Regions from separate parts of the Homo sapiens genome. Here regions 1, 2 and 3 are each linked to region 4. The links are chromatin loops, found by intact Hi-C in ENCODE. Cell type or tissue: sigmoid colon. All regions are shown on one strand. Region 1 has its middle 18 kb from the start of NTN1. Region 2 overlaps NTN1 (netrin 1). Region 3 holds the start of NTN1 (netrin 1). Region 4 overlaps NTN1 (netrin 1).

Region 1 (8,000 bases), 240 kb before region 4:
TATAACTGGAACCATACAATTTTTTTTTGTTGTTGTTGTTGTTTGTTTGTATGTTTTTTTGAGATGGAGTCTCGCTGTGTCGCCAGGCTGCAGTGCAATGGCGTGATCTCGGCTCACTGCAACCTCCGCCTCCCAGGTTGAAGAGATTCTCCTGCCCCAGCCTCCTGAGTAGCTGGGACTACAGGCGCGCACCACCGTGCCCAGCTAATCTTTGTATTTTTTAGTAGAGGTGGGGTTTAACCATATTGACCAGGATGGTCTCGATCTCTTGACCTCGTGATCCACCCACCTCGGCCTCCCAAAGTGCTGGGATTACAGGCATGAGCCACTGCACCCGGCCCACAGTCGTATTTTTTGACTGGCTCCTTTCACTTAGCATAATGTTTTCAAGGTTCATCCACTTTGCAGCATGTATCAATTCTTTATTCTTCTTAATGGCTGAATAATATTCCATCGTATGGATATATTGCATTATATTTATCCAATCATTAGTTGATGGACATTTGGGTTGTTTCCAGTTTACGGCTATTGTGAATAATTCTGTTATGAACATTTGTGTATAAGTTTTTGTGTGGACATGTGTTTTCATTTCTTTTGGATGTATTCCTAGCATTGCAGTTGCTGGGTCATATGTAAATATGTAACTTTACATTTAACCTTTGAGGAACTGCCAGAGTATTTCCAATGGCTGCACCAGTCTACATTCTTACCAACGAGGTATAAGGGTTCCAATTTCTCTATATCCTCGCCAACACTTGTTATTATCTGTCTTTTTTATTACAGCCATCCTAATCATTGTGAATTGGTTTTTCATTGTGGCAGGGCTGTTGCTTTTTAATCATAGGCAAATAAACACCCAGCCTATTGAAGCTGGATGGTACCACAACAACCATGTGGTCCAATTTGTTCATTTTATAGGAGAAGCAACGAACGTGTTAAGAGAATAAGAAACTATCTCAAGGTCACACTTAGTAAAGGAGGCAGTAACAGAACCTATAGATTTTTTTTTCTTTTAAGAAAGAAAGGAAATTAAAGCCAGATGGCATAAAAAGAGAGATAGAGAAAGAGAGTCTTCTATAAAACCTAGGAGAAATTTCTTTAACCATAAAACCAGAAGATGCTGGGTGCAGCAGCTCATGCCTGTAATCCCAACATTTTGGTAGGCTGAGGCAGGAGGACCACTTGAGTCCAGGAGTTTGAGACCGCCTGGGCAACAAAGAAAGAATCAAGGCTGGGTGCGGTGGCTCACACCTGTAATCCCAGCACTTTGGGAGGCTGAGGCGGGCGGATCATGAGGTCAGGAGATCGAGACCATCCTGGCTAACACGGTGAAACCCCATCTCTACTAAAAAAAAAAAAAAAAATACAAAAAATTAGCTGGGCATGGTGGCAGGCGCCTGTAGTCCCACCTACTTGGGAGGCTGAGGCCGAAGAATGGCGTGAATCCAGGAAGGGGAGCTTGCAGTGAGCCAAGATAGCGCCACTGCACTCTAGCCTGGGCAACAGAGCGAGACTCCATCAAAAAAGAAAAGAAAGAATCAAAAAGATTTTTTGATTCTACAAAAAAATTGAAAAATTAGCCAGGCATGACAGTGGTCCCAGCTACACAGGAGGCGACGGTTCTCTATTTATTCCTTCAGTCATTTTAATGGTTATTGGGGGAGGTGTGTCAGTGGACCATCTTGGACCAAGGTTTGGATCCCTTGGGCCCAAGAGTTCAAGGCTTCAGTGAACTGCGATCGCACCACTGAGCTCCAGCCTGGGGACAGAGCAAGGCCCTGTCAAAAAAAAAAAAAAAAAAAAAAAAGCACAAGACAGACAATGAATCAATAACTAATAAAGGATAGTCATAAATAGTTAGTCATGGATCCTCTACTACGTCTTAGGTGCAGAACACGGTAAGTGCTTTACATTTGCTTCCCTGTTTAATGCTAGCAACATGCCTATTTTAGAGAGTTGAAGTGTAAATAAAGGATTATGACCCTAGACTCTTATATCTAACTACTGTCTGTGTATAAAGTAACAGACAATCTGAGACATGCGAAGACTCAAAAAATCCACCGTCCATCCACCCTTCCCCCAAGGTTTACTCAAAGTAGCATTTCAGTGGTGTGAGAAATTAATCAAAGTAAGGAACTCAGGAATGAGGAAGTCATTTACGTAAATGAAATGACAATAAACAATGTAGGCAGAAAAACTGAGTTAGAAGGCTGGGTGCAGTGGCTTACACCTGTATTCCCAACACTTTGAGAGGCCAAGATGGAAGGATCACTTGAGGCCAGAAGTTCCAAACCAGCCTGGGCAACTCATTGAGACCTTGTCTCTACAAAATAAAAAGTGTTTTAAAAATTAGCCGGGCGTGGTGGCATGCACCTGTGGTTTCAGCTACTCGGGAGACTGAGATGGGAGGATCTCTTGAGCCTGGGAGGTCAAGGCTGCAGTGAGCCATGATCCCGCCACTGTACTGCACTCCAGCCAGGATGACTGAGCAGGGCCCGGCGCCCCCACCGCCCCCCGCCCCCACACACACCTGCGCCACCACCGCCCCCCACCCCCACACACACCCACTACCAAAAAAAAGAGAAAAACTGAGTTAATTATGAACGTAGTTTGAAATCACAATGCCAATGTCAAAAAATGATTCTTCAAAGAGCAAGCATATGATGTAAAATTTTAATAATGGCCTGAAGCTAGGATCCTAGTTTATGCCGGCAAACCTGTGTCCTCCAGCAGCCTTAAGCTCGGCAGAGATTCCCAGGCGCCGGCCTCGCGGGTGAACTGTCACACGTACCCAGAGCTTGGAGGAGGCGCGCCGGGGGAGTGTTGTGCTGGGGATTCCCAGGCCGGCTCCTGCTTCTCGCCTGATGAATGTGGAGTTCCTTCAGCCATCCCTCGGATCCTCTTAAACTTTTCTAAGTTTCAGGAGTGTGAATGACGCATTCCCCTAGTGTTAAGTGGCGACAGTTCTCCCTCTATTTTATCTCTTCAGTCATTTTAATGGTCATTGGGGGAGGCGTGTCAGCAGACCATCTTGGATGAAGGGCAAAAAGACCAGTTAGCATGGAATTGAGGTTTGTCGCTGGTGATGGCAGTGGGGACATGATCGCACGTCCTTGGGTCAGACTTCTCAGCTCTCTCCTCCCCATTTTTACCCCCAGCACTCGGTCAAACAAACAGACAAACAAAAAGACCCCTGCAACTCCCAGACAAACCAAAGCTAGAGTGTGTAGGTTGGGTGGCTTTCTGTTGGATAGTTGTGTGTCCCAAGTTACACGCATCCTATCTTGGCCCAGCTCCACTGGAGCCCGAGCGGCGGGGCGCAGGGTGCGAGCGGGAGGCTGGTGTTCTGCCCGCGATGGGCAGGGGAGCCGGGTGGCCGCGGGGCGAGGAGCCGCGAGGGCCGGGCCGGCGTGACACCACCTGGCGGAGTCTCGGGGAAGAGTCTTAAAGGCGCGCGCTCCTCCGTGCCCCGCGCACTCGAACGGGAGCCGCGGAGAGCTCGCCTCCCGCTGCCGCCGGCGCCTCGGGGAGGTAAGTGCCACCCGCGGATCCCGAGTCGCGGCCGGGTGGGGGCGGCCCGCGGCTGCCCCGCGCTCGGGAAGCTCTGGCTGGGGCTGCGGTCGGAGGGCGGCGCCCAAGTTTTCTTGAAGGCCTCGGAGGGCAGCTGGAGCGGCGTAGAGCCTGCGCGGGGATGGCGGGGGTGGCCGCGGGCCGGGGCCGTCTGGGGGCGGCCATCCCGGGCGGTGCGTGGAAAAGTAGGCACTGGTGCGCGGCGAGGGGCGCACGCCAGAGCCCCAGCCCCGCGTCCTGCGCACTTGGCGCGCTCTGGCCGCGGTCCCGGCGAGCCCCAGCCTGCTCCGGGCCGCGACCCCGGCTCCGCGCCTTCCTGCCCGCCCGGGTCCTTTGTAGCCCGCTGGCCCCGCGGTCGCGCACGGTCACGCCGGCAGGTCGCGCTCGGCGGCCGGCCAAGCCAGCCCCGGCCCTGCCGCGCCCGCGCCCCGGGCCACCCCGCCCGGCCCCCTCGGCGCTGCACCCCTCGCTTTCCCCATCTCCAGCCGCTCGCTATTTTCACACCTCCCGGTGCCCCGGCCCCGGCGCCTGATTCAGTGCTTAGTAATTAATTTGGCGTTTCAGAATGGTCAGCGGGCTGGATAATGGGTGCATTCATCCCCCGGGCTAATCTGAACAGAGGTGGGAAGAAAGGCTTTCACAGACAGAAAATGCCATTCGCCGAGCGCTCAAAGGGGCTGTCACTCCCAGAATAAATCGCCGCCGCGCCCGCCGGCTCCTCTGGCCATTTCCATACAGCTCCGGCCCGCGCCGCGGACCCGCCGGCCTCGGCCTCGGCTCCCGGGAATCACTCACTCGAGTGCCTTCGACGGGAAAGTCGGGCGAGAGCTGGACCCAGGCGGGGGCCGAGGGAAACGGGGAAACTGGAGACTCGGGTGAAGGCCGCAGGGGACAAAGAGATTGATTAGAAAATCAAACGCGCATCTAGAAGGAGGCGCAGGCGACTGCTCAAGGCGCGGACGGCGGAGCTGGGGCTCGGGAGCGTCCGTCCAAAACCCCCGAGGTTCGCCAAAGAGGAGGGCCCGCGGCCCAGACCCTCCGGAGCGTGCCCGAGGCGACACGGCAAGCTTCTGGGGCTCCCAAATTGTGAATGGAGTTCAATGCACAAGCATAGATAGTAGAAACAGGGTCGACCTGCACAGACTTTTTATTCCGAGTTCCTTGTGCTATCAGCCCCGTCGCCCTCGCGGCCTGGAAGGTGACACGGTGTCTTCCCCGGCCTCCTGCTCGCCACCCCTGTTGGGACCCTCGGGTCCGCCTGGGGACATCTGCTGAGCGGGTGACGGAGGCTTTATCCTTTGATCCCTTCTGGATCCGGTGACGCGCTAAGTGTTGGGCACGTACGGCCTACGGAGTTTGAATGCTGGGGCCTTCCTGTTGCGGCACCCCCAGCCCACTGGTGCAGCGGGATCGTGCGCTCCCGCCGCAGCCCTAATCCAGAGGACCGCGCCGCGCCAGCGCCTTCAGCCAGGCTGTGGCGCCTCCAGTGGGTAGGGCTGGCTCGGCTCTAGCCAGGTGAAGCTCCAGACTCTGGATTTTCCCGTCTTCGGGGTTCAGCGTGTATCCACCTCACCCGGCCGACTTGGCCCTGGGCCCTTTCACCCAGTGGAATCCTGCCACTGGGAGAAGAGAAAGAGCTGTGGCTCTATGGCGAAATCTTAGCTCGGTTGAGAGGCAGAACTGACACAGCTGGGACGAAGGGGAGTTTCTGGAATGGCCAGATGCGTGTCCCAGGTGTGTAGGGGAGATGGAATCTCCGTACTACTCATCAACTTCTGAGTGGAAGTCATCCCTCCCCTCTGTGTCTGTTTCCTCATTTGCAAAACAAGGATAAAATGAGATCACATGTGGCCCCAAGTAAGGGGGCTCTCAGTAGAAGGATCCCAGGCACCGCTCCCACCACTGACCACCAACCTTGCTGCACCTCCCCCGCATCTCTCCACGTCTTCACCAACATTCTCCTGGGAGCTTTAGCGACTCCCAGATTTTCTCTCAGGCTGCCTCCACCCACCCCTTGTGGCTTTCGGGTTCTGATATCCAGCTGTCCTTGAAATCACGCTTTCTAAGAGTTGGAAACATCCTTCCACAGATTCTAGAGCCATTATACAGATAGTGATATTGAGGCCTAAAGTGACTTGCAGTTGTCACCCAGCTAATTAGAGGGCTTGAGCCAGAATGGATTTCATGGCAAACAGTGAATCTCGGACTCTGGGCATCAGACTTCCAACCGCCCCCACCCCGACCCAACACACACACACATACACACACACCCTCCCTCCTCCTCCCCACCGCTGCCCCACAGCTTCCCTACGTCTGGGGAGGGGCCCAGAAGGCTGCATTTTAAACAAGCATCCTGAAGCATGTTGATGCAGGTGGTATAAGGACCATATTTAGGGGAATGCAGCCCAAATCAGGTTCTTTACCTAGCAGGCCCTTCTCTCCCAGGACCATGGGCTTTGCTTGTTCTATGTGCGTCACATATGATCTGCAGAACAGTCTTTTCGGTGTCCTCCCAGACTGGAGGCCATAGTGGGTGAGGTCTATTTCTAGGAGATGCTCCAGTATCCTCCAGAATGTGCAGCCAATGAGGGAGCGGCAGGGGGTGAACTGTGCACCCAGCCAGATGAGGAGAGGCCAGAGTGCACCGCAGGCTGCCTGGATGTTGAGTCCCCAAACCCAGGGGCCTTCTCTTACCAATGTGCTTTCACAGCTGGACCTAACACTGCACACTGCAGGCCCCACACAGACAGTACAAATGTGCCCAGAGGCCCCCCTTGGCAAGGCAAATCTGCCCACGCCAGGGACAGAGCAGCCGGCCATAGGGGGACCCATGCCAGCAATAACCCAGGTGTGAGCTGTGGCCCAGAATGCCAGCACCTGCCCCTTCAGCATGCTGGGGTTTGGAGGTGTGAAGTGGGCGGTGGAGGGGCAAAGAGAAGGCCTGGAAAAGTGGAAGAAAGTGGGTAGGGGGAGGAGAAGCCATCAGGTACGGGGGTGGTGGGTAGTGGGGGGGACAAGTCCCTATTTATGTAAGCCATTTGTAGCTGCGAATTGTAAAACTGGGCAGGCTTCTCTGGAGTAATTCATAGTGTTTGGACAAGACAAACATTGTTCTGCTTTAAACAAACCTCCAGAAAGGTCAGCTTGGTTCATCCCTTTGCTGCGAGTCGCTGAGACTATCCAGATGATGAGAAAATCAGATCTTCGCTGAGGGGGCCCAGGCAGGAGGTGGTGGACTCCTGAGCCCTTTGGATGCTGAGCGAGGACACCCAGTGCAGGGAGGGGCCTTGGCTCTGTTGAAAAGGCTGGACTCCCAATCCGGAGCCAGGAGATGTGAGGTGTGTGTGTGCACATCACAGATTGTGAGATTTTGATGATGGCAAGGACATCATCCACATTCTAGGGCCAAGCCAACATGACGTGCAACATGAATCTTCTTTATGTGGAAGAAGAATTGATGGGAAATGAAGGTTCATGGATGCAGAACCAAATTAACCCAACTAATGCTATGCCCAGATATGGCCCTGGACACCAAGAAATCCATGTTCCTTGCATATGGATGCCCTGGTAGGGCCCTTCTGTGTTCATTTAGCAAACATTTTTGAGTGATCACAATGTGTCAAGTTTTGTGCTGGGTACTCAGGGTTACAGTAGGGAACAAGAAAGATATATTAGTAGCACCCACTCTTGGGGCCTATAGTTCTGGGTTATCCTCTCCTTCCCTGTCTTCCCTAAGAAGAGAAGCTGTTCACAATTTCACTTCCAGCTTCTCCACCGCCATCATGGCCTCACCAAGCCCCCTGGCCAAGACCCAGCATACCAGCTCCCTCCACGGGGCCTGACAGTAAGTGCTCAAGAAATGCTAGCCGCCATGGTTATAATTACGAGTACAATTGTGATTACGAGACTCCATTGTTTTCTTTTCTTTTCTTTTTTCTCTCTCTTTCTTTCTTTCTCTTTTTTCTTTCTTCCTTTCCTTTCTTTCCTTCCTTCTCTCTCTTCCCTTTCTTTCTTCCTTCCTTTTTCTTCCTTTCTTTCTCTCTGTTTCTTTTCTTTCTTTCCTTCCTTCCTTCTCTTTCTCTCTTTCTTTTCTTTCATCCCTTCCTTCCTTCTTTCTTTCTTTCCCTTCTTTTCCTTTCTTTCTTCCTTTTTTCTTTCTTTCTCTTTCTCTCTCTCTTTTCTTTCTTTCCTTCCTTCCTTGTCTTTCTCTCTTTCTCTCTTCTTTTCTTCTCTCTTTCTTTTTCTTTCTTCCCTTCCTTCCTTTCTTCCCTTCCTTCCTTCTCTTTCTTTCATTCATTCATTCTTTCTTTCTCTTTATCTTTCTTTCTTTTTTCTTTCTTCCTTCCCTCCCTCCCTTCCTTCCTTCCTTTCTTTTCTTTTATTTCTTTTCTTTCTTCCTTCCCTCCCTTCCTACCTTCCTTCCTTCCTTC
Region 2 (8,000 bases), 120 kb before region 4:
ATTTTGCTGTTTAAAATGCACCCCACCCCTCATGCCTGTAATCCCAGCACTTTGGGAGGCCGAGGCAGGCGGATCACGAGGTCAGGAGATCGAGACCATCCTGGCTAACATGGTGAAACCCCGTCTTTACTAAAAATACAAAAAATTAGCCGGGCGTGGTGGCAGGCGCCTGTAGTCCCAGCTACTCGGGAGGCTGAGGCAGGAGAATGGTGTGAACGCTGCGGGGTGGAGCCTGCAGTGAGCCGAGATCGCGCCACTGCACTCCAGCCTGGGTGACAGCGAGACTCCGTCTCAAAAAAAAAAAAAAAAAAATGCACCCCACCCCCTTCCACAGTACTAAAGTGCTGTCTAGCATCCCCAAGCTCAAGAAGACTGTGATTTGCTTTATGGAGAAAATGTGTTAGATACGATTCGTTCAGGTAAGAAGTTGTATTGCTTTTGGCTGTAAGTTCAGTGCTGGTGAATCAATGATACGTTTTGTATACAGAATTTTTTTTATTTTTATTTTTTTGAGACAGAGTCTCACTCTGTCGCCCAGGCTGGAGTGTAGTGGCACAATCTTGGTTCACTGCAACCTCTGCCTCTCAGGTTCAAGTGATTCTCCTGCCTCAGCCTCCCGAGTAGCTGGGATTACAGGTGCCCGCCACCACGCCTGGCTAATTTTTGTATTTTTAATAGAGATGGGGTTTCACTATCTTGGCCAGGCTGGTCTTGAACTCCTGACCTCGTGATCCACCCACCTCAGCCTCCCAAAATGCTGGGATTACAGGCATGAGCCACCGCACTGGGCCTGTATACGGTATTTTTAAAGCAGAAATACATATAAAAAAAGGGTACATACTGACCAGTTTGCGAAAATGTTGTGACTAAAGGCTCACAGGAACTTAACCCTGTATTTTCCCTGGGAGCAATGGTTCATTATTTGCTGACTATTCATGGCAGCTTGATAGAATGTGAATACCACAGCTAATGAGCATCAACTGTATCTGAAGGAGCCCGCTTCTGAAAATGATTATACAGCAAGCTCCGGGAGAACATGTCAGGAGATTGGCACCCTCTTATTGCAGGAAGACACTTTCTTTGTGCAATCCAAGCAGACTTTGCTCAGGAGAGGACAGTCCGAGACTAGAAGGCAGCAGAATGAGATGGAAATAGAGATGTCATATAGGGAGAGAGTATAGGAAAAAGCCAACTGCAGAATCAAAATCCATATGGTACAGAGTAAGAGGCAGATTTTGTTCAAGGATGTTCACTGCAATGTTGTTTATAACAGCAAAAAAAGATGTCCAACGATGGGAGATGAGCTAAATAAACTCTAATGTAGACATAAAATTAAATATATATGATTCAGGCCAGGCGCGGTGGCTCACGCCTGTAATCCCAGCATTTTGGGAGGCCGAGGTGGGCGGATCACTTGAGGTCAGGAGTTTGAGACCAGCCTGGCCAACATAGTGAAACCCATCTCTACTGAAAATACAAAAATTAGCCGGGCATGGTGGTGTGTGCCTGTAATCCCAGCTACTCGGGAGGCTGAGGCAGGAGAATTGCTTGAACCTGGGAGGCGGAGGTTGCAGTGAGCTGAGATCACGCCACTGCACTCTAGCCTGGGTGCCAAAAAAAAAGAAAAAAAAAAAAAATATATATATATATATATATGATTCAGCTATTCAGATATTGTGTATTATTTATTGACTTAAAAGGAGTAAGGGAAAAAAAAGGAAGATTCAAGTGTAAGTATGACGGGTCTGATACTTTTAAAAAATGTGCATATGCTTACTTAGAAAAAGCTTTGCATGATTCTATTAACATATTTAGGGTGTATAAGGTATATAAAAGTTACTTTTAATTACAAAATGCATCTATTTCTGTAGTGTTTGAATTTTTTGCAAAAAAATATATTGATGTTTTACTTGAGTTAAAAAAAAAAAAGATAAACATGGAGGCCGGGCACTGTGGCTCACACCTGTAATCCCACACTTTGGGAGGCCGAGGCAGGCAGATCTCCTGAGGTCAGGAGTTCGAGACCAGCCTGGCCAACATAGTGAAACCCTGTCTCTACTAAAAATACAAACATTAGCTGGGTGTGGTGGCGGGTGCCTGTAATCCCAGCTACTTGGGAGGCTAAGGCACGGAGAATCGCTTGAACCCGGGAAGAGGAGGTTGCAGCGAGCCGAGATTGTGCCGCTGCACTCCAGCCTAGGCAACAGAGCGAGACTGTGTCTCAAAAAAATAATAACCATAAATAAATAAATAAAAGTGGGATGAAAGATGTTACCAGTATAAACTGTTGGGCAGCACTTCTTCCTCTTTTCTCTCATAGCTCCTGGTTTCTACTGACCTGCAGAGTTTATGAAACTGCTGTTCCCATCTGTCTGTTCATGTCTGTCTTTGGATTGTGAACCACCCAAGGGCAGTCTGTATTTCTAGAACCTGACATGGTGGGAGGCTTCTGTGAGAGAAGATGCTACCTGCATTTTTCTTGGGTGGATGAGTGGTAGGCTTGGAAGATGGGGCAGGATGCTGGGGCGCCAGGCCGGGGGTGCAGTAGAAAATTCTGCTCTGTGCAAACTCCTGTTCGTCAGTTCTGTGACAGCTCCCCTCTCCTTCTGCCTCAGCTCCTTGAGAGAAAGGACTGTGTAAGTGGGTGAATGAAAAACTAATGAACTTGAGCTCATTCATTTGGGTGGGCCAGACAGCACCTTAATACCGATTCAGTAAGTTCAAGCCTTTGAGAGAGACTTTTGAGTTCAAGGATGTTCAACTCTTTGGGGTGAGCAAATAGGCAATGGAGGTGGTTTTGAGGTGTTCACCAAAGACCCACAATGCTGGCGTCAGCCTTGCATGTGTTCCCCAGGGTCTCCCGGGGGTCTCCTGCTCACCAGTTAAAGGCTTTCCTTCTCAGAGCTCATTGTCGGGAAGAGAAAGCCGGGCTCCTGGCTGGACCAGTGTCCTCATCCACGTGACGTTCCTGGAGCTGGACAGATCCCGGCTGAAATCTGGAGAGGGATTTGATAAATGCTCTAAACCCTCCCACTGTGTGCACTGGAGTTAATTTAAAAACCAGCTTCACAAACACACTCAGAGGCCTCAGAAGGAAAGCAGAGGGCAGGCAAGAGCCGAGGTCTGTGCCCTGACTCATCCTTCCCCCCCGGGGCGGGGACAAACGGCTCTGACATTTCCCGGGGCCGCAGCCCCCAGAGACAAACGAACGGATGGGCCGTGGCGGAGTCTCTGGAGGCGCCGGGGCAGCCTTGGATGGGGCTTGCTGGTCTTGGCCGGCCGTGCGCGGTGGAGGAGGGCTGGCGAGGCGGCAGCAGCCGTGTACTCGCCGTCTCCGAGGCCGTGGAGGAAGGGATTTCGTGTTTCTCCCTCTATGAACAGTCGGAGAATTTTCCTCCCATAAACAAAACAAACATGAGCCGAAGGGGCGGAGGCCCCAGGGGCAGGCTGGGTGGCCCTTTCTTTCAACCTCTCTGCATTTGTTTCTCCGGGGGCAGATTGTGGCAGCTTCTTAGAGCCCCAGAAAGCCGCCTGTGGGTGTCGTCATCTTGCTTGGTTAACCGAACACATTGCCTCTTGGTCCTAGCCAGGGCTCTGCTGTTCCTGGAGGAGCGGCTGTGGGCCAGCTAGACCCTTGTCCACAGAGGCGAGTGGCTCTGCAGAACATTCCACGGGGGTGGCAGAACAGGTGCCTCTTGGCATGGGCAGGCGGCATGGTGGGGTAGGCAGAGCCCCCGGGAGGGTCAGGAAGCAGCCACAGAGTTTTGAGCCACCCACCCACCCACCCACCAGCTTGCTGTGTGGCCTTCACCACGTCTTTCTCATCCCTGGGCCTTAGCCTCCCCATCTTTTGCTCCAGAAGTCGAGCTGGGTGATTTCTAGAGTCTCTACTCGCTGTTTGTTTTTGTGACCCGGGGAGGGGCAGCTGCGATGGTGGAGGGCACCCTTCTGAGGCCCCCTCCTCTCCCTGCCCTCTTTCTCTCCCCACATCTCTCTGATTTCCCCTTATTTCACTGACAAAGCTTAAAATCCCAGGGCTTTCTGTAGATAGTGGGGCTGCGGAAGACGGTGCCTGCCTCGGCTTGAAAACCAGGCCCAGAAAACACTGCCATCCATCACGTTCTCATTGTCACCTAGGAAGGCCCCAGAAGGTCAGCTTCCAATTGCCTCTCAGTACAGAGCGCGTTTGTGTTGCTTGGGGACTGACTGTCCTTTCACAGAACTTGTGGGAAAATACCTCTTCTCTTCTCCAGAAAAGGTGATGAGAAAGGTATTATTTAGAAGGTAGACAGGAAGGAGAAAGGTGGAGGCATATTCCACTCTATGAAAGGACGAGTATGGGATTGAAATATTTGTAAGCATGGGGCACATCCTATTAACAGTTGATGTCGGATATCTTGTCTGCTTTCAGGAAGGATTTGTGGCCGAGGTACAAGGGGTGGCTTTTGATATGAAAATGTGCATTGTGGCTCCCTGAATGAGGGGGGTGGGAGAGGGCTGGGATGGCCCCACTGGGCGGGGAGAGGAGCCTCTGGGAGCGACACCCGGGGAAGCTGTGAGGCGTGAAAGGGTGCTTTTAGGAAAGTCTGGATCAGACATGATGTTATAGGAAAAAATGCAGCGTCTAAGGAAACAGCGCGTGAATAGAGAGAAAGCCGAGAGACAGGGCAGGGAGGCAGAGAGGACATAAAGCAGATTGGCATTGGCAGCCAGGGGAAGGAGCTGCCTGGTGGCAGGGGCCACAGACTGGAGGGAGGATGGCAGAGGACACTCTGCTTCCCAGGGAAGGGCCCGGCCTGGGGCGGAAACTTGCAGAATGGCTGATGACACCAGTAGTTGGGCTTGCGCTCCTCAGAAGCATGAGGACAGGTGGTTCACAGTGTCACTGGCCCTGGGTCTGCACCTGGACCAAGTAAAGCATTACCTCAAGAAGCTTTCATGTGGGCCGGGTGCGGTGGCTCACGCAGTAGTTTGGGAGGCCGAGGAGGGTGGATCACAAGGTCAGGAGTTCGAGACCAGCCTGGTCAATATGGTGAAACCCCGTCTCTACTAAAAATACGAAAATTAGCCAGGTGTGGTGGTGCACACCTGTAGTCCCAGCTACTTGGGAGGCTGAGGCAGGAGAATCACTTGAACTCGGGAGGCGGAGGTTGCAGTGAGGTGAGATTGTGCCATTGCACTCCAGCCTGGGAGACAGGGCAAGACTCCATCTCAAAAAACAAACAAACAAACAAAAAAACCAAAAAAAAAAAAAAAACAAGCTTCCATGTGCACGGCGTGTCATCCCCTGCCTCCACCACCCAACTGGTGGGTGGAGGACAGATTCCACAGTAGGAAAAAGAGTCTCTGCCTGTTGGAAAGGGCTGAGAGGTACCATCTGCCACCTTTTTGTCCCCCTCATGTTGGAAGTGAAAAGGGACAGGTGCCCTATCTCAGGGCTGCAAGCAATTTCTAGAAACGCTCAAGAGCGTAGCTCATGGGGCCATGCCACGTGGCCTCAAATCCAGGCTCTCCCATTTTCCAGGTATGTGTGACCTTGGGCATGCTACTGACTCCCTCTGTGCCTCAGTTTCGTCACCTGTAAAAGGGGTATAATGTCAGTGTCTACCTCCAAGCAATGTGAGGATTAAGTGTGTGTGTTTTTAACAGCTTTATTGAGATATAATCCACATGCCTCATAATTCCCCCATTTAAAATATACAGTTCAGGCCGGGCGCGGTGGCTCACGCCTGTAATCCCAGCACTCTGTGAGGCCGAGGTGGGTGGATCAACTGAGGTCAGGAGTTCAAGACCAGCCTGGCCATGGTAAAACCCTGTCTCTACTAAAAATACAAAAAATTAACCGGGCGTGGTGGTGCGCACCTGTAGTCCCAGCTATCCGGGAGGCTGAGGCAGGAGAATCACTTGAACCCAGGAGTTTGCAGTGAGCTGAGATGGCGCCATTGCACTCCAGCCTGGACAACAAGGGCAAAACTCTGTCTAAAAAACAAAAACAGAAACAAAAACCGGTTCAGTGGTTTTCAGTATATTCAGAGTTGTACAACCATCACCATAATAGATTTTAGGACCCCAAAATAAAACCCATACCCATCAGCACTCAGTCCCCATTTCCTCCCACCCACCCCCTTTCCAGTGCTGAACAACCACCGCTCTACTTTCGGTCTGCCTGGATTTGCCTATTTTAGGCATTTCATAGAAATGAAATCATATAATATGTGACCTTTTATGTGTGGCTTCTTTCCCGTGACATAATACTCTCTAGGTCTATCCAGTCTCAAGGTTGTAGCATGTATCAGTACTTTATTCCTTTTCATTGCTGAGTAATATTCCATTGTAGAGATATATTGCATTTTGTGTATTCATTCACTGGATAAGGGACATTTTAGTTGTTTCCATTTCTTTGCCATTGAGAATAATACTTGCTATGAGTATTTGTGTGTGGACATGTGTTTTCATTTCTCTTGGGTATATGCCTAGAAGTGGAATAGCCAGGTCCTACATAACTTTGTTTAACTTTCTGAGGAACTGCTGGACTGTTTTTCAAAGTGGCTGTAACCATCTTATGTTCCCACCAGCAATGTATGCGGGTTCTGGTTTCTCCACATCCTTGCCAACACTTGTTATTATTTGTCTTTTTAAAAATGTATTATTTATTTATTTATTTATTTATTTTTCAGACAAAGCCTCACTCTTGTTCCTCAGGCTGGAGTGCAATGGTGCGATCTCGGCTCACTGCAACCTCTGCCTCCCGGGTTCAAGCAATTCTCCTGCCTCAGCCTCCTGAGTAGCTGGGATTACAGGCACACACCACCACTCCCAGCTAATTTTTGTATTTTAAGTAGAGACAGAGTTTCACCATGTTGGCCAGGCTGGTCTTGAACTCCTGACCTCAGGTGATCCACCTGCCTCGGCCTCCCAAAGTGCTGGGATTACAGGCGTGAGCCACCGTGCCTGGCTTATTTATTTATTTATTTATTTATTTATTTATTAGAAACAAGGTCTCTGTCACCCAGACTGGAGTGCAGTGGTGCAGTCATGGCTCACTGCAGCCTCAAACTCCTGGGCGTAAATGATCCTCCTGCTTCAGCCTCTCAAGTAGTTCAGACTATAAGCATGCTACACCACACCTGGCTAGGTTTTAAATTTTTTTGTAGAGACAGTCTCACTATATTGCCCAGGCTGGTCTCGAACTCCTGGCCTCAAGCAATCTTTCTGCTCTGGTCTCCTAAAGTATTGGGATTAAAGGCATGAGCCGCTGTGCCTGGCCTGGCCTTTTTTTATTTTAGCCGTCCTACTGAGTGTGATGTGGTGCTCATTGTGGTTTTGGTTTGCATTTCCCTGATGGCTAATGATGTTGAGCATCTTTTCACAGGCTTCCTGGCTATTTGTATACGTTCTTTTGAGATGTAACTATACAGATGTTTTGCCCAGTTTTAATTGACAAGTTAGTTCTTAGAAGTGCTTATCTGGCCGGGCGTGGTGGCTCACACCTGTAATCCCAGCACTTTGGGAGACCGAGGCGGGTGGATCACGAGGTCAGGAGTTCGAGACCATCCTAGCTAACATGGTGAAACCCCATCTCTATTAAAAATATTTTTAAAAAAATTAGCTGGGCATGGTGGCGGGCGCCTGTAGTCCCAGTTACTCAGGAGGCTAAGGCAGGAGAATGGCATGAACCCGGGAGGCAGAGCTTGCAGTGAGCCGAGATCATGCCACTGCACTCCAGCCTGGGTGACAGAGCGAGACTCCGTCTCAAAAAAAAAAAAAAAAAAGTGCCTGGAAGGAGTGCCTTGCCCATGGGAAATGCTGTGCAACTTACTATTAGGGAGAGTACCCAAGACTTGGCACATTGGGCTTCTCTCCCCCACGTTAAGGATTTTGGGGGCCCTGCATAAATGTCCAAGCGTGAGGGAACATGGTGACTTCACATTTTCTTTAGTTTTCTTCAAATAGTCCCCTACTTGGGGAGAGACTGCGATGGTTTCTCCCCCACACAGGTC
Region 3 (8,000 bases), 220 kb before region 4:
AGAGGACTGGTTTCAAGAATCTGAAGAGGCAGAGAACCTTGATCTGGGCTGCTGTGTAGCGTAGGGTTTGGGCCACCTGCAGACTTAACAGAGAGGGGGGTTTGGAATGGACGTAGAGGAGTTCCACCGTATTACAGGAGGTTCTAGACCTCCTGGATACAAGGTGAGTAAGACAGTCCTGCTCACCAGGAACTACTAAAGATGATAAGCGTAGACCTAAGTGACCACAATAAAACTGGAAGGTGACCCCGCTCATCCTCTCCTGAAGACCCCTGGCCTAAGCTCAGCTGGCAATGTAGAAAAGCCACACTCTACCAAGAGCCATTTCAAACTTACTGCCATGCAAGGGCCATCAAAAGCTCTGTGGACATAGGCTGGGCGCGGTGGCTCACTCCTGTAATCCCAGCACTTTGGGAGGCCGAGGCGGGCAGATCACTTGAGGTCAGGAGTTTGAGACCAGTCTGGCCAACATGGTGAAACCCCGTCTCTACTAAAAATACAAAAAAATTAGCCAGGTGTGGTGGTGGGTACCTGTAATCCCAGCTACTTGGGAGGCTGAGGCAGGAGAATCGCTTGAACCCGGGAGGCAGAGGTTGAGAATGCGCCATTGCACTCCAGCCTGGGCAATAGGGCAAGACTCCATCTTAAAAAAAAAAAAAAAAAAAAAGGCTCTGTGGACAGAAACAACATTCAGGAGGAAGGCTTGGAAAGCACTTCTCAATCCAGTCTTGTAGATGCTCCAAAAGGTACCCCAGTCAGCTGAGCACCCCAATTTGCTTCTTTTCCATTCCTCTTTGCTGGAATGTCTTTTCCTGACTTGGGTTTTGATGCGATGCCATCAGCTTACATTCAGGGGGATCACAGAAACTGTCCAACCGAGCTCACTGTTGTGACTGTTTTGGGGATGTTGTCAGGGACGTTTGCTCATTACCCCATACTGTGTTCCCTTTCTGGGCCACGCCCCCACAAGAAATTCCTATCTGATTTTAGTACCAAGAATAGTTGTAATTCCCTTGAGCAGTAGGTCTGTTTTTATCTCATGGACACTGGGAATTGTGTAATGAACATGGTCTCCTCATTTTAGCTGCAGGAAAGCTTAGGGACAAATTTGTGGCCCACTCAGAAGAGGTGTAGAGGTTGGAACTCCAGGGTGCATTGGACCTGTATCCTCCTCTCGACTTTGTCTCCCTTCTTAGCTTTTCTTTGTTCTCTTACTTCATATTTTACTGTGCAAAACTGAGAGCATACAAGCAAAGATAAATAAAAATCACCTGTAATCTCATTATTCCGAGATAACCACTATTAACTGTGTTGTCTTTTTATGCATACTTTTTAAAAAATTAAAATGACATTATACTGTGTGTTTTTAATTTGCTTTTTTCATATTATAATATGTCATGAACATCTTTCCCTGTAATTAAGTGTTCTCTAAATGATTTAAAATTTCTGTATAGATCAAGCGACCTCATACTAACAGCTAACATTTCTATATGCATGTACTATGTGCCTGGTTTTATGCATATTTACATTTGCATACATGAGAAAGCCTATTTATATGTGTTACAGACCTGCAATATGTATGTCTATATCCCATCAGCTATAATATTCAAATGTGTCAACTCACGTGATGCTCACAACCCAGTGGGGTAGAAAGTATTATCTCCCTTGTACAGATGGAGGAAACCAAGGCATAGACTTTCCATAGTCACACAGCAGAGGCAGAATTTGAACCCAGGTACCCTGGCTCCGAAGCGTTTCCTCCTAAGAGCTATGCTGCCTTTCAGTATACCATTGCGATTTCACAGGTCACCATGGTTAACCATTTCATTTATTTCCTTTGACCTCACTTTTAATTTGTTATTGTGTCATATTTTATGTACCCTTGTAAGTTACCTGAAATCCTTTCTGCCACAAGGTGAGGTAAGGCATAAATAAACAGTGCAGAGTGTGGTAAACGGCACAAGAAGGCACAGCTAAATTGCTACCCCGGGGTAAGAAGATGAATCCAGGCTGTCCTGCAATGGAATGGATTTATTTTCTTGAGCTGTGGTGAGCTCCCATCCCTGGAAGAGCTGGCTTGGGTGGCCGTCTCTCTGGGAGGCTGGGGAAGGCCTTCTTCCAAGGAGACGGAGCTGGGCCAGACGAGCCCCGAGGCCCCTTCTTAGATTCTCAGGGTTTATGAAAATGCCAATAAGACAAACTGAGGCACTTAATGGAGCTAATGCAGCAAGGCAGCCCTTGGGCCGGAACCAGGACCTGGGGCTTTTCATCCGGGTCTATTACTGGACCACACATCTACAAGTAACAAATAAACGAGCAGAGATTCCGTTCCAAACTCTCGGCCCAGTGTATTCCTTTCCCAGAGCTCTCTGGCTGCTGTTGCAAGATGACCAAAGGATGCTGTCACTGTCCTCAGTCTTTTTATTGGGGCGATGGAGAATGAGGCAAGGAGGGGCTGGGTGGCCCCGCAGATGCCCCATGACACCATCATTCGGCAAGGTTATGCATTTGACGAATGCCCTGCAGTGGAAGGAGCCCAGGCTTCTCTTCCTGTTTTTGATGTTTACTTGGGGGTTGATCTTGTGCGAGTTTCTTCAGCTCCCGGGACCCTCAGTTTCCTCATCTGCAAAATGGAGTTAATACAACAGCAAAGCTGCTGTGGAGGTCCCATGAGCTATTACAGGGCTTTGCACCCTTAAAAATGCGGTTGAGGAAGTACCGATACGCCTGCCTCAGGGGATCTGGGGAGGGCTGGGCTGTCCCCATGCCTGAGACCAGGCAGGCCCGTCTTGGAGGGGCGGTGGCCAGCGTCCAGGTGCTGCCAGCTTCCTACCCCTTCAGCCTCCTGCCCACCACTGCTCCCTTGGCTAGAACGAAGCCGCGTTCCCGACAGACAGGCTCACGCACGGTGATATCCGTGGGAGTGCGGGCGAGCAGCCCCTCCTCGCCGGACCCCGGGGGCTTCGGGCAAAAATGGAGAGCAGGCAGAGGTCACATCCTCCTCCTCTTCCTCACGCTCCCGGGCTGCGTGCCCACAGGGGCACAGCCCTGTGCGCGGTGCCACCGGGGGCCATCAGGCTGGGTTAGAGGAAGGCCCGACCTCCGCGCAGCAAAGAAAACAAACACAGATGTGTTTGGCTGGGACCGGGAGGGAGAAAGTGGCCCCCTTCCCCCGCCCGCGCGCTCCCCCGGGCGTGAGGCTCTCCGGGCGGCGCGGGGCGCGGGCGAGGCTGACAGTCCCCGGCGGCCCCTCCTCCCCCACGGGGTGCGCGCCTGGCCCGGCCCAGCCCCCTCTCCGGGGTTTCCCCGGGTGCTCTCCTCGCTTTCTCTTTGTCTCTGCTGTTCTTTCTCGGGCTCCCGGGTTCCCACCCGCCTGTGCTCTCCCTCTCGGGCGTCCGGGCCGGTTCCCTTTAACTTTCTTCTTTCCCGGGGTGAAAACTTTGCTCGGAGCTGGCGGCAGCTCGCGGACGTTATTGGCCGGCGCCCCGCCCGGCGGCCCCGCCCCCCGCCCCCGCGCTCCCCTCCGCCCCTCACTCCCAGCGCGAGTGGCGGCGGCGGCGGAGCCTTCGGGGGCGAGCGCGCGTGTGTGTGAGTGCGCGCCGGCCAGCGTGAGTGTGTGTGCGCCCCGGGCGCGGGCAGGGCAGCACTCCGAGCTCGGCGGGAGCGGCGGGAGCCGGGCGGCCGCGTAGTCACTCGGGCGAGAGAGGCGGCGGCGGGGCCGGGACCGGGGCTGGGGCTGGGGCAGCGGCGGCCGCGCCGGGCATGGAGCTGGCAAGCCCGCGCTGAGGCGGGACGCGCCTGCTAGCAGCGAGCGAGAGGCTCTCCGGCGACCGGCGCGCGGGCTCCCCGGAGGGGCCAGGCAAACTTTTCTTTCTCTTTTGCCCCCTCCAGAGGTAAAGTCCCGAACGCGGACTTTCCGGCGGGGACGCGATCGGGGGGCATCTGAGAGGGACCCCGGGCTGCGAGACGAAGGGGCGCGGGCCGTGCAGAGTCGGGGTCCCCCAGCTCTCCTGCGCCCGAAACTTGGGGTGCGAGGGGGGCTGGTCGCGGACGGGGAGACCGGCTCAGGCATGCCCCTCGGGCGGCGTGGGGGCGGCGGTGGCGGGGAAGCAGAGCGTTCTCCCGCCGGGCGGGGAAGAAGGGGCGCGAGCGGTGCGGACTTGGAGGGCCCCGGCTTCGCCGCCCGCGGGACTTTGGGGGAGAGAGGCGGGCAGTCGGCTGCGGGGTGGGTGCCCAGGAAGCCGGGCGTTCTCCCGCATCTCCGCTCGCCACCCCGCCGAGAGCTGGAGGGCGCGGGGCGGGCTGGCTGAGCGCAGCTCCCTTCTCTCCGCAGGCGCCTTCTGCGGCAGGCGGACAGATCCTCGGCGCGGCAGGGCCGGGGCAAGCTGGACGCAGCATGATGCGCGCAGTGTGGGAGGCGCTGGCGGCGCTGGCGGCGGTGGCGTGCCTGGTGGGCGCGGTGCGCGGCGGGCCCGGGCTCAGCATGTTCGCGGGCCAGGCGGCGCAGCCCGATCCCTGCTCGGACGAGAACGGCCACCCGCGCCGCTGCATCCCGGACTTTGTCAATGCGGCCTTCGGCAAGGACGTGCGCGTGTCCAGCACCTGCGGCCGGCCCCCGGCGCGCTACTGCGTGGTGAGCGAGCGCGGCGAGGAGCGGCTGCGCTCGTGCCACCTCTGCAACGCGTCCGACCCCAAGAAGGCGCACCCGCCCGCCTTCCTCACCGACCTCAACAACCCGCACAACCTGACGTGCTGGCAGTCCGAGAACTACCTGCAGTTCCCGCACAACGTCACGCTCACACTGTCCCTCGGCAAGAAGTTCGAAGTGACCTACGTGAGCCTGCAGTTCTGCTCGCCGCGGCCCGAGTCCATGGCCATCTACAAGTCCATGGACTACGGGCGCACGTGGGTGCCCTTCCAGTTCTACTCCACGCAGTGCCGCAAGATGTACAACCGGCCGCACCGCGCGCCCATCACCAAGCAGAACGAGCAGGAGGCCGTGTGCACCGACTCGCACACCGACATGCGCCCGCTCTCGGGCGGCCTCATCGCCTTCAGCACGCTGGACGGGCGGCCCTCGGCGCACGACTTCGACAACTCGCCCGTGCTGCAGGACTGGGTCACGGCCACAGACATCCGCGTGGCCTTCAGCCGCCTGCACACGTTCGGCGACGAGAACGAGGACGACTCGGAGCTGGCGCGCGACTCGTACTTCTACGCGGTGTCCGACCTGCAGGTGGGCGGCCGGTGCAAGTGCAACGGCCACGCGGCCCGCTGCGTGCGCGACCGCGACGACAGCCTGGTGTGCGACTGCAGGCACAACACGGCCGGCCCGGAGTGCGACCGCTGCAAGCCCTTCCACTACGACCGGCCCTGGCAGCGCGCCACAGCCCGCGAAGCCAACGAGTGCGTGGGTGAGTGGGGTGCGGCGGCGGAGCCGGCGGCGGGTGGGGCCGCGGGCGGGAGCTGCTGGGCCTCGCAGCGGCGAGTTCATAGGAGCGCGGGTCGAGGGAACGGCGGGAGGCGCGTTCGCCGATGCCCGGGACCCGGGAGGGCTCAGAGCAGGTCCACTCGCTCGCGTGGCGCTCGTGGTGGACGCCCGAATTTGCGCCCAGTGCTCTCTGCGAAGCCAAGAAGCAGCAGGAGAAATGTTCCCGGGAGGGGGTTTGGCAGAACATTTGCAGATAGGTCTCCGCTAACCCTGGATCCAAACGCAAACATTCATTGCCTTCCCCCTCGTTGGGTTGGACGCTGGGATTCACCTGCACCCACCCCCCTTTCCCAAGGCTGCAGCTGGGCTCGCGGTTGGGGACCCCGGCCCAGTTCCTGGGAAGTTCCAACTCCACACCTACAAATCCCTTGGGAGATGGCAAAGAACTGTTTGTAGTTTGGGGTCAGTTCGGTACCCGACGAGTATCACTCCTGCCCTCCATTTGTCTTTTCATGATTTGAAACTATTTTTGTCTCTCTTTTGAACAGCGTGTTTGTGTTAGCAAAAGAAGAATGATGTGATTTCAATTAATTACTATCTGCTGATTACAACGGAGCGTTCAGTAATTATTTTAAACGAATTCAATTCTGGTCTAAAAAAGTATACCAGATTTTTTTTATTAGCTTCAGGCTTTGGTGAAATTAAACAGTTTTGAATTAACTAAGGGTCCAGCTTCTCACTTTTTAAATAGGGTTTCATTTCCTGAAAGAGAAATCTGACAAAACCGGGTGAATACGGCTGGGTCAGAAATGAAGCTAAAAAAGGATACGTTCTGCTTCTGAATTGGACGACTTTGCTGCTGCAGAAGCTCTCAGAAATCAGTTTCTCCCCATAAAAAGAAAAAAAGGGTGAGGGGAGGTAGCAAGACTACACCTTACTTTTTCAGTATGGGAAGTAAAGCTCCAAAGCCCACATTTATTTGAGCGAAAATTATTTAGTCTGTAAATGTCCCATTTGGTGTGCATCCTTTATGAACGTACAGATTTTTCCTCTCCATCTCCCCATCTCAAACAGCCAGTGTGAGGCTCTTCAATTGCTTTGCCCCTCTTAGGCACATTTCAAAGTTTGCTGGTCCCCACAAACACACGTTTTGAGGTCTGGTTCTGATTAATTGTGTCATGTTGTTGTCGAATAGTTTGTGCCTCATGACTGTGGATGCAGAGTTTTGAGCAAGGGAATGGAAAACATGTCTTGGAGGGCCGGATCGCCGCAGAGGCCCAGTCAGGCGTCCTGGTCTGAAGACGCCGGGCCTCCCGCCTCCTGTTGCAAGGGAGGCCTCCATTTTTACGCTCGTGTCCCGCTCTTGCAGACATAATTGTTTGTCCCCTTTCTTTTAAGGATCAGAACTAGTTTCCAGTCTGAAGACACTTTTCAAGATTTCGCAGAGAGAGAGAGAGTGTAGTTACACTCCGACTTAGTAGTCTTCTAGAATAAAATTCCTTTGATCTGCTCAGTTCCCTCGGAAATGTTGGTTTTTCCCATCTCTTCTTTTCCCCCTCCTTCCTCTTTTCTTTTCTTCCCTTTGTGCGTAAAAGCCCTTTATTGACATTTAAAGGGATTCCCAGGGTTTTGCTATCAGTTTTAGTTTGTATGTGCATATGAAAGATAACTTTGTCTTGTCACCATCAGGGTCTAATTGGACAAATGCAAGTGAATACATTTAGGCGAATAAACTTGATGTGGTGGTGAAATTTCTCTGGCTTGAAGATTTGCCTTAGCGTTGGTATTGTTCAGATTCACCACCCACCCCCAGGTCTTGCCGTCAGTTTGGATGTGGACACGTAACCTGCGTTTGTTATAATGATGGTCATGCACTTGAAATAATCTCTATAGTTTGGGATTTTGTCTCTTGACCAAAGCACTAACTATGCACACAAATTGGATTGACCTTTTTTTTTATTGGCTAAATTGAGCAATCAACATATTAACGAATGTAATTAGTAACCGTTTTTGTTCAAAAAGTTTAATTAGGCTTAATAAGTACATAATCTACATGACAAATGATTGGCTAACAATATTTTTCTGGGTTTTACTGAAGTTATTTTAATTCCCAGTAGTTAAAGTATCTTTAAATCTTGCCAATTATTCAGTCATCTCATAAAAGCAAAGCCAATTCAACTATGTTAAAGTTATTTATAGTTTCCTTTTTGAATAGATGTTCTGATACCTTGTAGATATAGCTGGGAACATCAGATTGAAGTTCCCATAAAGTCTTAATTGAAGTCTTAGTGATTTTTCCATCATTCTGTAAAAGAGAAAGACAGCAAGGACAATTTAGGGGTGATTTACAATTAAAGGTTGAGCTTTTTATGAAAAGGCCCTGTAGTGGAGATATGTGAATGAATTAGTATTTGACAGGTGTTCTGAGATACTAAAGGGCACTGTGCTAGGAAAAAGCATTAATAAATCCTTCAAAAGTAACTTTGGACTATCAGAGGCTCAGATTTTCCTCCCAACATAATCTCTTCTTGCGAATTTCACGCTGTTGACATATAAAGTCAAGCTACCC
Region 4 (8,000 bases):
CTCGCCCTGTCCCCTGTCACCCAGGCTGGAGTGCAGTGGCGTGATCTTGGCTCACTGCAACCTCTGCCTCTTGGGCTCAAGCAATTCTGCCTCAGCCTCCCGAGTAGCTGGGACTACAGGCGTCCACTGCCACGCCCAGCTAATTTTTTGTATTTTAGTAGAGACAATCTGCCTGCCTCGGCCTCCCAAAGTGCTGGGATTACAGGCGTGAGCCACCATGCCCGGTCAGCCTCTTATATAAGGACACTAATCCCATCCACAGGGTGAGATCCTCATGATTTGATCATGTCCCAAAGACCCTACTTCTTAATATTCTCACACTGGATATCAAGTTCCAACATAAGAATTTGGGGGGGGGGGTACTAACATTAAAACCTTGATAGGGTCTAAGAGGCCCGTCCTCGAGGCCATGGTCCTAAGATGGGCAGAGCTGCCCATAGACCACTGTGCCAAGCCCCCTGGTTGGGTGACATCACAGGTACATCTGGGTTGGGAGGGGCGCCAGGTTCCATGTAGCCCAGAGATCCCCATCATTCCTTGCTTCAAGCCAGAGGTTGGTCGGAGGTGACAGCAGCCTGGTGGAGTGCCGTGTGGGTGCTGATGCTCATGCTCCCAGACCTGCAGGGCAGGTCTGTTTGAGGTCACTGTTGCAATGCGCATTTTGAATATTTTCAGCTGTATGTGCATGGCAGGGGCTTGGCCCATGCACTGCATATGTAGCTCATACTTGGTGAGCTGTGTAATGTGTAGAGGTGTTGCCAAGGGCAGCGGAAATGTGGCCTTTTTCCAGCATAATCATGAGTCCTACCACTACCTGTCCCTGCCCCTGCGGCCAGGACAGCTCCCACCCCTGGAGTTGCTGAGATCTGCTGGGGGTGGAAGGACAAGGGCTGGTTGCTTTGTCCTGACTGACCACTGTCCATTGCTCTATCCCTCTGGACTCCCGGCAGCAAGGTGTCCAGAGGAAGGTACCTTTCAGGGCTTTGCCCTTGGTGTTAGGCAGTTAAGCAGGTCCCCTTCAGGACCGTGTGGCAGTGCCTGGAGAAGCACAGGGGGCTGCTTTGGATGCCATGCCTGGTTTCCAGGGCATTCACTGATGGGGGAAAGCTCAGAGACCAGAGAGGGTTGGGCAGGGCTCACTGGCCCTTCTGCTATGACCCCAGGGAGTGAGAAGGCCCCCTGGGAGGCCTCTGCAGGAAGTCTAAGGCTAGGCCTTCTCCAGCCAGCTCTTTCTCTAGCCTCTTCTCAGCAAACTTGAGACTCTGCCAGCTCTGCCCTTCTGCCTGGCCCTGAGCAGAGGCCCAACATCCCCAAAATCTTCAAGATGAATTGTATTAGCTTCTAGGGCTGCCAGAACAAAGTACCACAGACCGAGTGGCTGAAACCACAGAAATGTATTTCTCACAGCTCTGGAGTCTGGAAGTCCAAGATCAAGGTGTCGGTAGGGTTGCTTTCCTCCAAGTCCTCTCCTGGCTTGTAGATGGCCACCTTCTCGTGTCCTTACAGGGTCTTCCCTCTGTGTGTCTGTGTCCTCATCTCCTCTTACAAGGACACAGGTCATAGGGCCCACCCTAATGACCTCATCTTAATTATACTTAACATTTTTAAAAATTTTAATGGGTAGTTAATTATACTTTAAAGACCCTATCTCCAAGTAAAGTCACCCTGTGAAGTCCAGGGGGTTAAGGTGTAAGGTTTCAACAGAGGAATTTGTTGGGACACCATTCAGCACACAGCACCAACAGATGCTCGGAGCCTGGGATCAAAGCTGAGCTCTCCTGGAGCCCCAGCCCAGGGTGCCTTCTGCAGCATCCTTGTTGGGCTGCTCCAGCCCATGCTGGCTGGGGACACCACAGCTGTACAAGGGGTCCGAGGTGTCCAGCACGGCAGAAACAGCCATATCCCGAGCTCATTCGTATTCAGCTCAGTCCTGGGGAGAGGAAAGCGGGGCTCTCAGGGATGCTGGGGGTGGCTCCCCCATTGCTTAGCTAAGGGGCACTCAGTTGCCACGGTGACCTCTGTCTGCACAGTCAAATACACTCGGCCCAGCCACTTCTCTGGGCTGGAGGGCTCCCCCCACCCAGAGTTCACACTGAGTGTTGAGTCCCTTGGTGACAAAAACATGGAAACGGTTGCCATGGCAGCCATTCTTTGGAGCCCTCAGACTGGAGTGCAAAGTTCAGGATGCCCAGGAACAGCTGAAATGAAAATACGGGAAAATCCGCTTCCCTCACCCTGGAAGGATGACTCGGTTGGCATTCAGTGCTCTCCTGCACTCGGCTGTCCCTGCCCTCCCCATCCCCTGGTCCATGTGTGGGTGCAGGGGGGTGCCCTCGGAGTGCAGGAGCAGAGTGGCCCCCAGAGACGTTGACAGAAGCCAGCCAGCATAGGAGGGCAGGCTCAGCTGGGGTGGTTCCATTGTCTGGAGTGGTAAGTGGGGAAGTGATGACTGCTGGACGTTCCCTGGGGAGGTGTCCTTGTGGCTGCTGAAGCCACAGAGCTTGCCTGTGTGTTGGTTTCTTCAAGCTGCTGCTCCTGTCTCAGGAGGGCTCAAGTCTACTCCATGGCCCAGCCTGGGGAATAAAGGTGTTTCGCCCAGTGAAGGCTACAGTGTGTGAGGGTGGGATCAGTGAGGGGAAGACAGTGCGGGGCAGGGGAGTGAGTGGATGGCTGTTTCTCTTGAACAGAGGTGAGTACAGCAGAGGCCCCTCCAGGTACCCCCTGGTCTGGGGGCAATGATCATGTGTCCACCCCCAGCAGGTCCCCAAGAAGGCCCCATGAGGCTCTGGTGACCTGAGATGCACCAACCAAAGGGTTCTGCAGTCACAGTTGTTTGAGAAACCAACACACGTATACAGGATTCTTAGGTTAAAGGCTCTGAAAAGTCTTGCAGTAAGGAACCTCTTGACTTTGTTTAACCTAGTATTTCACAAACTTACTAGAGCAAAGTTTCTCATTTATTTAGCGTCTCTTATTTTTGAAATCTCCCTTACTATCTTGCAGAAATGACATCTGGTAACATTTGTCCTCTGAGTCAATGACATCGGCACCACTTGTGAGAAATGCATATTCTAGGGCCTCACCCAGATCTGTTCAATCTGAAGCTCTGGGGCGGGGCCCAGCAGTGTATTTTCACAAGCCGGCCAGGGGATTCTGATGCATGCTCCATTTGGGGAAGTCCTTCTACTAGGGAAAATACTGGCAGAGAATTTGGAGTAAGAGGAATGGTCTGGGGACCTTGGGCGGCATGGAGGAAGGGAGGCCACCTGGTAGGGATGGCTTAGGCGTGGGAAGCGGCAGTCCAAGGTTCCCGGGGCTCTGGAAAAGGCACTACGGCCACCCCAAAGGGTGGGTTCTCATCTTCTGTCCCTGAGCATTGAGGACCCATTATGGTTTTCTGAGGCTGGTTGGAGGGCCAGGCTGTGTGTGGAGTGTCATGAGGGCTGGTGTAAAGTGACTTGGGCCTTTGGAGAAGCGCACCCCTGAGGAACCTCCCTCTCCCCGCCAGCACTGCTCTCACCCGAGCGCCTGCCCTGGGCAGACAGCTTGCCCAGAGTGCTGGGGGCGTGGTCAGCACCTGTAGGCTTCCTGGACAAAGTGGGCCTTGACAAGGCCAGGAGATGGCTTGTCCCGACGGCAGTGCTGGGTGGCACCCTCACAGCGTGGGAGGCAAGGCTTCTTGGCCCTGTTGTTAGCAGGTGGGGGTCTACGATCAGCTTGCCACCACCCACGCGCTCCTGTATGGGCCACTCTGTGCAGTCACTTCCTGGGGCTGGGTCTCCTTTCCCTTCTCCCCAGGCTCAGGCAGGGCGGACCTAGCCACAGCAGCTGGGAGCCCACCCGTCTGCCTGTGCTTCCTTGCAGCCGTCCAGATCCACATCCTGAAGGCGGACAAGGCGGGGGACTGGTGGAAGTTCACGGTGAACATCATCTCCGTGTATAAGCAGGGCACGAGCCGCATCCGCCGCGGTGACCAGAGCCTGTGGATCCGCTCGCGGGACATCGCCTGCAAGTGTCCCAAAATCAAGCCCCTCAAGAAGTACCTGCTGCTGGGCAACGCGGAGGACTCTCCGGACCAGAGCGGCATCGTGGCCGATAAAAGCAGCCTGGTGATCCAGTGGCGGGACACGTGGGCGCGGCGGCTGCGCAAGTTCCAGCAGCGTGAGAAGAAGGGCAAGTGCAAGAAGGCCTAGCGCCGAGGCAGCGGGCGGGCGGGCGGGCGGGCGCCAGGGCGGGGCCGAGCGAGAGCGGGCGCCTTGGCCCGGCCGCCGCGGACTTGGCCCGCGAGGGCTTTCCCAGGTGGGGGGAGGGAGGGGGCGGGGCCGCACGGCGCGGGGGGCGGGACCCTCGGCGGCCCCTCCCCCTACCCCCACCCTGCGCGCTCTGGGCGGGAGCCGCGTGCACGCGGGGCGGGGTGCGCCGCCGGCCGGGCCCTGGAGAAATGACGAGACGTAGCTACCTCACGGGGCTCCTTCCAGAGCAGAGACGCGCTTCCCTGGGCCTGGGCGCGGCCGCCGTGGAGGGGCTGGGGGCAGCCTGCCCTGGGGCCCGGGGGCGGGCGCAGAATCGCACAACTGGGGCCCCAGGCGCGGGGCGTGGATGGCGCGGAGACGTGGACGGGAGGAGAACTGTGAATTCTCAAGCCCGTAGTGTGGGCGGGGCGCGGAGCACCCACCAAACCACCACCCGACACGCAGCCGACGGGATCCCCCCCTTTCTCCCCGGCCCCTTCTAGCAGTTCCCCGCGGGCCACCTGGCTGTCACAGCCTGGACTCCTCCATCTGAAGGGGCCTGGCAGCATTTGGGGAGTGGACAGCTCCTGTCCAGCCAGCATGCCCCAGGCGGCCTCTGTCTCCACTGCTACCTGCTGAGTGGGTCCTACTGGGTGGGGGCTTGGGGTCGGTGAGTGGTTCACCTGTGGAGAGAGGAGAGGAAGCCCCTGCTGCTGCCTGTCTCTGCCCCTGCCCCTGCCCCTGCCCAGCGTGGGGCTGGCCCATCCGGAAGGCAGTGGGCCCAGGGACACCCCTGAGAAGCCCAAGCCGGGTGGTCACCGCCTCATGCTGGAGCTGCCTGTTGGAGGAGGCATCGCAAACGCAAAACCTCCCAGAGAGTTTCCTTTTGGAAACTTGGAACCAGCCCTTTTTATGACGTTTTCCAGGGGGAGGGGGAGGGGCACTGGCTGGGTTTACGGCAGTGACACTATTTATGTAAATGACATCAGCTCCCGCAAGGCCCCTCAGCAATGTCAACAGCTGGAAAGGGCCTGAACGGGCTTGGAGTCTGCAGGCTGCGAAGGCACTTGGGCCTGGCTTGGGGCCGGGGGCTTGTTTGAGCTGGGATGGGGTTTGCTGGCTCAGTGAAGTACCAGAGTGCCTGAGCCATGGGTGGGCAGGGGCACAGGAATGACCAGGTTCCTGGGGGCCAAGGAGGCCATGCTGGCTTCTCCAAGGGAAGGCACAGAGGCTGCCGGCCTGCCCCCTACAGCTGTCTTGGGTCTGGCCTGGGCCACACCTTGACCGTGCCTTTCCAGACGGTCTTTGTGGAGTCTGCCCGTGCCCTCCACTGTGCCCCAGCCCTCCTTCCAAAATCTCCTAGAGACACGGTCCTCAAGCAGGCAGCCCCTTTTGTTCTGACCTCCTCACACAGGGTCCATTCCTGTGCCCTGGGGCCTCCTGGCTCCCTGCCTTCCTGGGCTCTCTGCACTGCCCGGGCCTCTGGCCCACATCCTCACACCCGGCGCACTGAATTAAGAGGCCTGGCTCCCCTCACAGTCAGGAAATTGGTTTCACTTTCCCGGCCAGAGTTTGGCTGCTCAAAAGGGTCATACCAAGTATGAAGCTCGGCCCCCGGTGGTCTGGCTTCCCTCCGCCTTCCCCACATTTACCCGCATCACGGCTGCCATTTATTGAGCACCTGCTGTGTGCCAGGCACTTTACCCACATGCTCCCAGTGTGTACTCATGACAACCCTGTGGGACAGGGACTCATTATCACCAGCAAGGAGACTGGAGTACACGTGCCCAAGGTCATGCTGCAAATTGGTGGCAGGACTGGGGCTCAAACTCCAGAGCCCGACTTTCTGACCAGGGGCCACGCTGGCCCTCACTGCACTCCAGCTCTGCAGCCTACCCGCCCAATCCCTGTGCAGGCTGGGAGGGTGCTCTTGGGGGAGTGGCCACCGAGCCCCTGGCCCTGGTTACTGCCTCTTGAGGACACTGGCATCTGGGCTGGAGAACAGGAGCCCGGGGTGGGGTAGGGCATGGGGACAATCACATCTTCAGAGGAGGCAGCAAAGTGGTGCGGGATGCAGGGACGGACTTGCCAGATGGCAGCTCCAGGTTCCAGGAAGGCAGGCCTTGGATGCTCCGAAGAGGTGGTAGAAAGGTGTTTTTAGAAAGGTGTTTTGGCTGCCTCAGGGTGGTTGGAGAGACTCCAGGAGAGACTGGCAGAGGTGCCTCAGGGGCAGGGAGCAGACAGACCTGCCCTGGGAAGGGGCATTTGGCTTCCCTGAATCCAGCCCAAGGCTAGAAGACAGGGCCCCTCTCCAAGCTGTCAGCGCCCCTCGGATGCCCAGTGTGGTGTGCTGGGCGCCATCAGCATCACAAGGCACTACGCTGCTGGGGCGGTTGTCCTATTTCTGTCTATGCCAGTGTGGTTTCTTCACCCTGCCCAGAAGGGCTGTGGCAGCCCCACGATATCCCACCCTGGGTCTGGGTCTCACGGGTGTCCTGTGAGGGGCTTGCATTTGTGGTGGTCTCTGAGGCCACCTCAGCAACGGAGCTGGCGACACGCCAAGCAACAAGGCATCTTGCGGAAAATTCAGCCAGTGTCCTGCCCCTCCCTTCGGCTCAGCACCCCGCAGGGCACAGGCTGTCCGCCCGGTGGTCTGGCCCTTGGGGAATGCGTCAGGGTGACCAGATCCACCATGCTAGCAGCCAGGTCACTGTTGGGATTGCACGGTCGTCACGAGCTGCCTTTCCTATCCACACACCCAGCCAGGACCCAGCCCACCACTCCCGACTGCAGCCCCGGCCTCTGCGGTGAGCACCATCCTTGGGAAAGCACCCCTCCTCCACTCCGGTGCCCCACTCCAAGGAGCAGAGGGAAATGGGAATTGAGGTGTCCCGGTTTGTACAGTTAGGAAGGGATGTAAAACGGAACTAGATTTTGATTTTGAAGAGTGTATTAACCAGAATTGTGCTATGTAGGTGTTTGTTTGAAGAAAAACATACCAGATTAGTCTTTGTTTTTGAAACAGCTTCCCCAGTTGTCCTTTTTCTTACCAGCTGGGTGGTCTGGTGCCCCTGACAGCTGAGTGCCTGCTTTACGGACACGCAGTAATGCCGAAGATTTGCGGGGGAGGACATAGGGCTGTCCCCGGGATTCACCTGCTGGCTGTGGTCTCTGCCCACTGCTTCTGTCCTTGGAAAGCAGGGCAGGAGGCAGCATCCCCAGGGGCCTCTATGTGGGAGGGAGGGACACCTGGGGTCACAACCCAGGGAGGGAGGGTCACAGCCCAGGGAGGCTGGGAGCTGCTCCAAGGCCCTGGAACTCTGCCTCAGTCGCGGCATGCTGGAGAGGGGTACGGACTTACTTTCTTGGAGTTGTCCCAGGTTGGAATGAGACTGAACTCAAGAAGAGACCCTAAGGGACTGGGGAATGGTTCCTGCCTTCAGGAAAGTGAAAGACGCTTAGGCTGTCAACACTTAAAGGAAGTCCCCTTGAAGCCCAGAGTGGACAGACTAGACCCATTGATGGGGCCACTGGCCATGGTCCGTGGACAAGACATTCCTGTGGGCCATGGCACACCGGGGGGGATCAAAATGTGTACTTGTGGGGTCTCGCCCCTTGCCAAAAGCCAAACCAGTCCCACTCCTGTCATTGGACGTTTCTTCCCATTCCCTCCTCCCAAATGCACTTCCCCTCCTCCCTCTGCCCCCTCCTGTGTTTTGGATTTCTGTTCACTCAGAATTGTAAATGTTTAGTTGTGACCATGACGTA

What was found. A loop is a pair of places that touch in the nucleus more often than their neighbours do. Peaks named below come from ENCODE experiments on the same cell type or tissue, not always from the same donor. Only the 100,000 strongest peaks of a DNase experiment are listed, where the experiment ranks them.
Region 1: it touches region 4 in a loop (6-fold over the local background); 2 of 110 quality-filtered maps call a loop at or near these places.
Region 2: it touches region 4 in a loop (3-fold over the local background); 3 of 110 quality-filtered maps call a loop at or near these places.
Region 3: a loop joins it to region 4, with 3.0 times the contacts of the local background. A loop is called at or near these places in 4 of 110 quality-filtered maps.

The regions. Positions count from the first base shown.
Region 1 is chr17:8,999,614-9,007,613 of GRCh38, forward strand. It overlaps a transcript of NTN1 not described here. Among named protein-coding and RNA genes, the nearest start is that of NTN1, 18 kb to the right of the region's middle. RefSeq lists silencers at 3,395-3,504, 3,535-3,584 and an enhancer at 4,209-4,838. In sigmoid colon, a CTCF peak has its summit at 3,448; DNase peaks (open chromatin) are centred at 3,618, 4,316 and 6,798; H3K4me3 peaks cover 1,754 bases; H3K27me3 peaks cover 831 bases.
Region 2 is chr17:9,112,531-9,120,530 of GRCh38, forward strand. All of the region lies in intron 2 of NTN1 (netrin 1), which reads left to right. Among named protein-coding and RNA genes, the nearest start is that of NTN1, 95 kb to the left of the region's middle. In sigmoid colon, no CTCF peak of the experiment used is centred here; DNase peaks (open chromatin) are centred at 3,101 and 3,531; H3K4me3 peaks cover 1,076 bases; H3K27ac peaks cover 1,156 bases.
Region 3 is chr17:9,017,978-9,025,977 of GRCh38, forward strand. It overlaps NTN1 (netrin 1), which reads left to right and starts at 3,533. Exons shown (of 7, transcript NM_004822.3): 1 at 3,533-3,608; 2 at 4,334-5,414. The coding sequence starts at 4,397. RefSeq lists silencers at 2,895-2,944, 2,995-3,784 and an enhancer at 2,931-3,474. In sigmoid colon, no CTCF peak of the experiment used is centred here; DNase peaks (open chromatin) are centred at 3,444, 3,654, 4,464, 4,864 and 1 weaker place; H3K4me3 peaks cover 4,406 bases; H3K27ac peaks cover 385 bases; H3K27me3 peaks cover 1,206 bases.
Region 4 is chr17:9,235,776-9,243,775 of GRCh38, forward strand. It overlaps NTN1 (netrin 1), which reads left to right. Exons shown (of 7, transcript NM_004822.3): 7 at 3,865-8,000. The coding sequence ends at 4,193. LOC124903923 (a long non-coding RNA gene) reads left to right here. Exons shown (of 2, transcript XR_007065614.1): 1 at 1-2,430; 2 at 3,004-3,209. Among named protein-coding and RNA genes, the nearest start is that of NTN1, 220 kb to the left of the region's middle. RefSeq lists a silencer at 4,208-4,657. In sigmoid colon, no CTCF peak of the experiment used is centred here; DNase peaks (open chromatin) are centred at 4,136, 4,416, 5,166, 5,746 and 4 weaker places; H3K4me3 peaks cover 1,551 bases; H3K27ac peaks cover 3,775 bases.